Linked DNA regions of Homo sapiens: region 2 is linked to region 1. A link is a contact called in ENCODE Hi-C data. All regions are on one chromosome and are shown on one strand. Each heading gives the region's core, a stretch centred on a gene start or an enhancer-like site at or near the end of the contact. The rest is flanking DNA. Distances are from core to core; before and after follow the strand shown.

Region 1 (3,817 bases), core at 1,018-3,517:
TGCCTGGAAACTGAAGAGGTAACCATGGCAACAAAGAGGCAGGTTGAACTTGGAGAGGGCCGTTCATCTAGAGTAGGGAGCTTTGTGCTCTCAGATTTGCTGGTCTGTGCACTGTGCATCAATGCCTTTGTTTTTTTTGCAATGGCGCGATCTCGGCTTACTGCAACCTCTACCTCCTGGGTTCAAGAGATTCTCCTGCCTCAGCCTCCCAAGTAGCTGGGATTACAGGCACCCACCACCATGCCTGGGTATGTTTTTGTATTTTTAGTAGCGACTGGGTTTCGCCATGTTGGCCAGGCTGGTCTCGAACTCCTGACCTCAGGTGATCTGCCCGCCTCAGCCTCCCAAAGTTCTGGGATTACAGGCGTGAGCCACTGCTCCTGGCACCGTTTATTTTGCTTTCTTTATCAGAGCAGGAGAAAGTACTAGCTCAGGAATTGGGAGATAGGATCCAATTTCCAGCTATTTCCTGTTCCAGTACACTTAACTAAGAGTGCCTCAGGTGTACTTAACTAAGAGTGCCTCAGTATACACTGCCTATACTGTATTCCAAGAGGCACAAAAGACTCACTAATTTTCCTTATTGCTAGCAATCCCAGTATCCCTATTAAGTAAAACTGAAAGCTATTATAACATTTATTGACTGCTGACTACATGTTGAGCACTGTCATATAAGCACCTTATATGTTGTCACGGATGCTGTGCGGTGCCACCCAGATCCCGTCTTGGGGACTGTGATCATCATTTCCCAGGGTGTTAGTCTCTCTCCAGGAATTGCTCTTGACAAAGGGCACTGCCTTAAGATTAGGCTGTCTTCTTGGGCAGCTGTATGCAATGAATGGTCTTTATGGGGTTACCAGGGCCTTGTCCTCTTGCTTCAGTGGACAGTTCCAAAGGGCCAGCTGAGCTTCCGGGCATTCCTTGGAACCAGCTGGGGTCTCTGTTGAAATGGCATGGCCTTCAACTCCTCCCTCTGCCCAGACCTGCTTTCTTTACTCCCTCTTAATTCTGATAACTCTCCCCAGTAAACCTCCTGCATGCAAGTGTCTACCCGAGTCTAGTTCCTAGGAACTCAAACTAAGAATTAATTTATTTAGTTCTCACAACCACCTTATGAAATAAGTTGTTCTCTTCGTAGAGACAAGGAAATGGAGGCATAGAAAGGTTAAGCAGTTTGCCTCGTCTCCCATCAGTAGCCAGTTAACAGTGAACGTGGCCTTCCTGCAGCTGGGTCTTCAGCAGGTCACCTGGCAGAGCCATGACTTGAAACCTGAAAATCTAACTCTAGACCCTGTACTTTTAACCTCACATACAGCCTCTTAATAGCAATCCCAATGCCTTTATGGGAAGATGAGGTGAGAGGAAGGGCATTTATTACCTTTATGTCAGAGATGGAGACAATAAGGTATTAACTGCTTAAACCCAGGATCGTCCACAGGTATAGCCGTGACCGGGTACTAACCTTTGTGTGTGTGTGTGGTGTGTGTGTGTGTGTGTGTGTGTGTGTGTGCAATGGAAAAAGAATGGCAAATTCACATTTGAATTTTGGAGCCAACACTTACTAGCTGCACATCTTTGAGCAAGTTATTTAATAACTAAGACTTTGAGCAAGTCTTACTTATGTGCCTAGCACATAGTAGGTGTTCAATAAACTACTCATCCCTATTCCACTTTTCTGTCATCTCCAACTGTGATCTTGGACAAGTTTATTTAGCTTTCTGATTCTCGATTTCTTCATCTATAAAATGGAGATGATGATGAAGAGCTTACTTAGCCCCGTGTCCATCATGGTAAGAGCCTCGTAAAGGGTACTTATCAGTATAATCAGATGCTGTTTTGCCCAGGTTTGCACCCTGTGCGCCTGTCCTCAGGACCCAGCAGGCTCAGACTTGCCTGCGATCAAAGAAAGCCCTGTGTGCCTCCCAGACCCACCACCCCCGTGCAAACTCTCTCAACACGACACCGCTGCGTGACTTTCCTGCTGTTACTAGAGGTCGGCAGGTACTTTTCCCTAGGAAACTGGGTGTGCACGTCTCATCCCCGTGCCAATTCTCTTGCCGCTTTTCCTTCCACACGCGGCGTCCTCTGGGCGGAGGGTGCAGCTCCGCGTGCTCCAGCTGCCGCGAAAGTTGCACCCGGCCCAGTCTGGCTGCGGGCCCCGCCTCCGCCTTCTCAGCGCCCAGCCCCACCCTCCGATTGGTCAGCAGTGCCCAGCCCCGCCCCGCTCCTCCGAGGGGATTTAAAGCAGCGGCCGCTCAGTCTGGGCGCTTGCAGGCTGCTAAACCCAACCGCAGTTGACTAGCACCTGCTACCGCGCCTTTGCTTCCTGGCGCACGCGGAGCCTCCTGGAGCCTGCCACCATCCTGCCTACTACGTGCTGCCCTGCGCCCGCAGCCATGTGCCGCACCCTGGCCGCCTTCCCCACCACCTGCCTGGAGAGGTAAGGGGAGGTTGTCCAACTGCTTGGGGGAAGTCCCACCAACTCTTAGGGAGTGGAGCGGCAGGCCTGGGGACCTGGGTGGGCGCGGGGATGGGGCGCTAGAGGCTTGAGTAGAGAGGTAGAAGCGCACTTGATGCCACGTGCTCAGATTCCAGGAGCAGGGAGAAAGCAAGGGGAAGGGAAGCAAGGGCCCGCGGCTTGCTGCCATCCCCATCCTCTGACAAACTGCAGTCGTGCTCAGGTGACCTGCTGAAGACCCGGCTGCGGGAAGGCCACGTTGACATTTCCAGGCAGCACTGAGCCTGCCCATTTCTTAAGCATTTGTTTTTCATTCCTCAGACCAGAGCTAGGGGCATTGCCTCCTCTGCCCCTGGAAGACAGGGAGATTTTTTTTTTTTTGGTGGGGTGTGTGGGGGTGGGGGCTCCCACTGTTGAGGGTGTGTCCATATTCCAGAGAGCTACTCAACAGCTTCCAATCCTTACTGGCTGGGAAGGAAAAAGTAAAGATGAAGGCAGGAATCAGTTTCCCACACAGTTCAGAAATACTTCTGAAAAGAATGCTGAGTTCTTTTCTGAATCAACAGGCACGAAGAGAGATCAGTGTGACTTTAGGGAAAAGCCCATATATGCAGCGTGTGTATTACCCAGAAAGTGTAAGACCTACCACAGCATAGCTCAAACATTGCTTTTGTTGCTTTGGGGTTGATGATGCTGATAAGAGAAGCACTCTTGGCCTGGGGACAGCCAAGAGTTTCCAGGAACTCTTGAGGCTAAAGTTTGGGTGGCACCACCCAGAGCTCTTCTGGGACCCATAAACCTCTCCACACTGGCTGAGCAAATGAGAGAATGCTTTCATGTTCCTGATTTGTTTTTCAGAGCCAAAGAGTTCAAGACACGTCTGGGGATCTTTCTTCACAAATCAGAGCTGGGCTGCGATACTGGGAGTACTGGCAAGTTCGAGTGGGGCAGTAAACACAGCAAAGAGAAGTAAGTGTTGCTGACCAGCTCAGGGCTCCGAGAGGGAAGGGAGTGGGAAGGGAGTCATGAGGAGGGAAATACAGGGAGAAGCCAGGACACGCTAAGTGGACCTTGGCAACACCTCCCTAGAGATTTTAGTGGGACTTGTTGCTGGTCTGTTATGACTACTTGGCTCATGGGTGAGTGGGTAGGTGGCTCCAGGGCTCCAAGTCCATCCACGGATGAGGGCACACAGGGCATGAATGCCTAGTTCCCAGACTCTCCCACCTCGGGATTCATTGCACGTGCATCCAGGGCTAGGACAGAATCCAAGACCACTTGAAGTTTTCTAGTATGCACCTTGCCTAGAAACTCTTTCATATTGGCTATCAACTGTACCAAACTCTGGAGTTATGTGTA
Region 2 (3,828 bases), core at 118-2,617, 2.2 Mb before region 1:
ATCAGGACAGATATTGATTTAGAAATCAACCACAGAGATATGTTGGCTGAATCCTTATGAGAAGAAATCACCAAGGAATAATTAGAGTACAGAGAGAAAAAGGACAAAAAGAAAACCTTAAGGGAACACCTGTATTTTAATATAAAGTAGCGAGAGAATGAAGGAAAACGGGTCAGCCAGAGAAGAGGTAAGAGGTTAAGAGGTAAGAGGTAAGGTGATAAAAGTCAAGGAAGAAACGTTTCCAGAAAGACCGCCGAATACTGCTTAAAGGACACGTAAGTAATTTACTGTGGTCACAGAGATCACATCGAAGCTCCTAAACTCCGCACCTATTGAATGACCACACTAGAAAAACAATGTGGTTTTTCAAGAGGAACCGATGTGTCATTTTACCAATAGTTAACCTGGGACTCGGTCATCAAAATTCATTGCAAGTTCCAATCTCCTTCATTAAACCTTCTTTGCAGCCCACACAGCTCTCCTTACATTGAGCTTTTGAGGTAACTATTATTAATCATGTACGAGGACCCACGTGCTCCTTCATCCTTGTAGTACTGCGCGGTGGTTAAATGCAAGGGCTTCCGAATCAGAGGCTGGATGGATTCTAATACAGCAGTGTGACGAGCTCTTGTTAACCAACTTTTCTAAGCCTCTGTTTTCTCGTCTGCAAAAGGGGGATGGTGGTACTTACTCTATCAGAGTTGAGAAGAGTGCATGAGATGATTGCGAGTAAAAACCTTAGCGCAATGCCTTCAAAGGCTCAATTCATTTTGCTGTTACTGTGTTTTGGAATTTCCCTGAGGGTAGACGACTACTCCAACACTATTCCCTAACGCAGCAGCACTGACATGGGGACAGTGCGCCTCATTCAGCCAGCTCTCTGGGAAACAACTTTCTGAGGAAGAGAGATAAACAGCTGACGGGTTTCCCGGGACTCCGCAGCCCACCGAGACAGGGTTGACTGTAGGGCGCCGAGGAAAGGGGGAGGTGGGATCCCAGCAACCACTGGCGACCTCGGAGGACCGCAAGTCCCAGGGTGCAGCGCGCCTACCCCGGGTAGAAGCGAGAGACACGGCTCCGAGTCGGCTCGCGGGAGAGCCGGGGAAGAAGCAGTGCACACTGGGACTGGTAGTCCTCAGGGGGCAACTCCGCGGGTCGGAGGCGGGTCGAAGCGAGAGATCCCTTCCCAGTCCCGCCTTTTGTCCACGTCTCACTTCTCCTGGCCAATGCCCTCTCCAGTCGCCGGAGACAGCCCCTCTCCCATGAGGTCTCCATTGGTCCTGAGGCTCTACGGCTTCGGCCCTACCCGGAAGTAACGTTGGGGAGGCGGTTTCCTAGACTACGACACCGGAAAGCTGGGGGAGGCGCTCCGGGATACTGAGGGCGGAGGGCGGTGGCAGCGCTGGCGCTGGGGACCGGCTTGGTGGCTTCGGGAAACAGTTTGGCGCCGGCGGCCGTCCGTGTTACTCCGCATCCCGCCCCGTCTCGGCACGGCTAGCAGCCCCCTGGCCACCAGCGTCCAGCAATGTGTCTCACCGGCCGGGCGTAGCAGCTGCGCGTGCGCGGAACCGCGGGGCCATGAGCGAAGCCGGCGGCCGGGGCTGTGGGTCCCCGGTTCCCCAGCGAGCGCGATGGAGACTAGTGGCGGCGACGGCCGCGTTCTGCCTGGTGTCGGCCACCTCCGTGTGGACGGCGGGGGCCGAGCCCATGAGTAGGGAGGAGAAACAGAAGCTTGGGTAAGGGTGCTGGCAGCCTGGGGTGGGTTTCTCGGTGAGGCTGACAACAGGAGGGGTGCCTGTCATTGCGACCCGGTCGCGTAGTGGCCTCTCCTGTCGCGATTGGAACGGCTCTTCCCGCGCGAGAACCCTAGAGGGGTGGACAGGGTCCGGGGAGGTGGGAACCGCCGCCCGCGACCTGACCTCGGGGGAGCTGACGGGGTGTCGCCCTGGCCGCCGGTGACATGTGCAGGCTCCTTGAAGCCAGGCGCGGTGTGTCAACGCGGCTGCCATGTCAGTGGCCCAAGAAGGGGGCTACAGCCCGCATCGCTGCGCGCTGGAGTTCTGCGGTTGGCTGCCTGTCGACCGAAGCATGGTTAGCTTTCTCGCGCAAGTGAGCTTCCAACTGGGAAAATGTTGCTGATCTCACAGTAGTTAAGGAAATGATGTTTACACCTGTTACGGAAAAGGGGGCGTTCATTGGAACTTGAACTTTACACATTTTACTATTTCCTTGCAGTGTTTTCTTGCACTGTATTTTCATAATAGAATGTTTGGGGGGAAATTATTCAAAAGTCTCAAGTATACCTATTCAGTAGTTTTTATCCGTCTTGGAAGTGTGTTAAAATTATCAATTCTATTTACACCATTTAATTCAGAGTAATACATACACGAGGTCCTACACATGAATAAGAAAAAAGCGAAGAACCAGTAGGAAATGGGAGAAAGGCATGAACGGTTAAGCCAGAAGAGGAAATGGAAGTGGTAAATAAACATGAAAAGTTACTCAACCTCCATAAACGTAGGAGATGCAGATTAAAACGAGGAGCTAGCTGGTTTTTGCCCATCAGATTAGTAAATATAATACAAAACACAAGGATACGGTTCTGGTTAGTTAAGGAATAGAAAAAAAAGGCTTAGTGAGAGTGTAAATTGCTGTAACTTATTGGTAGTATCTACTAAAATTTAAATTGTGCACACTTTGATTCATCAGTTCTATTTCTGAGAATCTACCCTAAGAAAATAAAAGCACTCTTAATGCAGAGATAGATCCAGCCTGGGCAACAAGAGCGAAACTCTGTCTCGAAAAAAAAAAAAAAAAGTGCATTTTGAAAGAACAGCTCTTCCTTGGAGGAAATGGTTCAATAGGGTACGTTCATATTATGGAATAATATTGAGACATTAAGAAGAAGGAAGTACGTCACTGGAAGCCTATCCAGAATATATTTCCAAAACAAAAAAAAATGCAAGTTGTAGAATAATATGTATAGTATCATCCCATGTTTTTTTTAAAAAAGAAAAAAAAAATCTGAGCTCAGAAAAAAAGTGGAACGAAGATTATCTCATGGGGTTAGGCTGGAGGGGTGGTGGAACCATCAGGTCTTACTTTATGTACTTTAAATCATTGCAAAGAGTCTTGTATTCGTTTCTAAATAGCAATAAAGGTCACTTGATGGAAAAAAGCTGAAGTATCAACCATCAAAATAAAATTACCGGTAAACTCTAATAAATATCTTACATTTTCTCTCATATGAATTTAATGTATCATTGATAAGTTTTACCAAATATCTCACTCTGTGAATACTTTACATATGTTATCTCTGTACTCCTTCCTATTTCCCAATGAATATGATCCACATTTGCAAATGAGGAAGTTGAGACCCAAGGTTGACTTGTTCAGCCACAAAGCTAGTAATTGGTAGAGCCAGCATTCAAACCCAAGCCTGTCTGATCCCAGAGCCAGGCTCTCTCCAGTATGTTGCACGTTCATTAGACTTGGAAGAGAAGTATCAAGTCTGTTAAGAACCACAAGAATCTTATTTGACTATCACTACCCTTTCTTCATTTTTTATTAAAAACTTATTTGTAAAAGAGTCATTGGATAAATCATTTTTGACCAAAATTAGTTTTTAACTGGAAAAGTTCAACCAAATTGGCTTGAAATTTCAGCTCAAATTTTGAGATCATTTATGAAAGTGAAATTACAATTATTTAGGCTTGTTAGATTGCTCTACCCTTGAGTAAGGGTAGGGTAAGAATCTAGAGCTATAAACGACAAATACACAATTATATGACTGCTTTCTCTGGGAATTTTCAGAAAACTGAACTTTGA

Evidence for each region. Hi-C counts contacts between places; a loop is a spot of excess contacts on that map. Pooled maps may share reads with other maps.
Region 2: a map of CD4-positive, alpha-beta memory T cell shows a loop between it and region 1 (8-fold over the local background). The contact joins the promoter of EDEM3 here to the promoter of RGS16 in region 1. A Hi-C loop is called at or near these places in 3 of 168 maps with a recorded cell type or tissue (B cell, CD4-positive, alpha-beta T cell and CD4-positive, alpha-beta memory T cell) and 13 of 50 pooled maps.

What each region holds. Positions count from the first base shown.
Region 1 is chr1:182,602,839-182,606,655 of GRCh38, reverse strand. It overlaps RGS16 (regulator of G protein signaling 16), which reads left to right and starts at 2,267. Exons shown (of 5, transcript NM_002928.4): 1 at 2,267-2,440; 2 at 3,317-3,427. The coding sequence starts at 2,397. RefSeq lists enhancers at 1,953-2,032, 2,503-2,552, 2,643-2,702.
Region 2 is chr1:184,752,397-184,756,224 of GRCh38, reverse strand. EDEM3 (ER degradation enhancing alpha-mannosidase like protein 3) reads left to right here and starts at 1,367. Exons shown (of 20, transcript NM_025191.4): 1 at 1,367-1,736. The coding sequence starts at 1,579. It overlaps LOC105371649 (a long non-coding RNA gene), which reads right to left and starts at 1,051. Exons shown (of 3, transcript XR_922357.4): 1 at 692-1,051. RefSeq lists enhancers at 1,114-1,213, 1,684-1,783.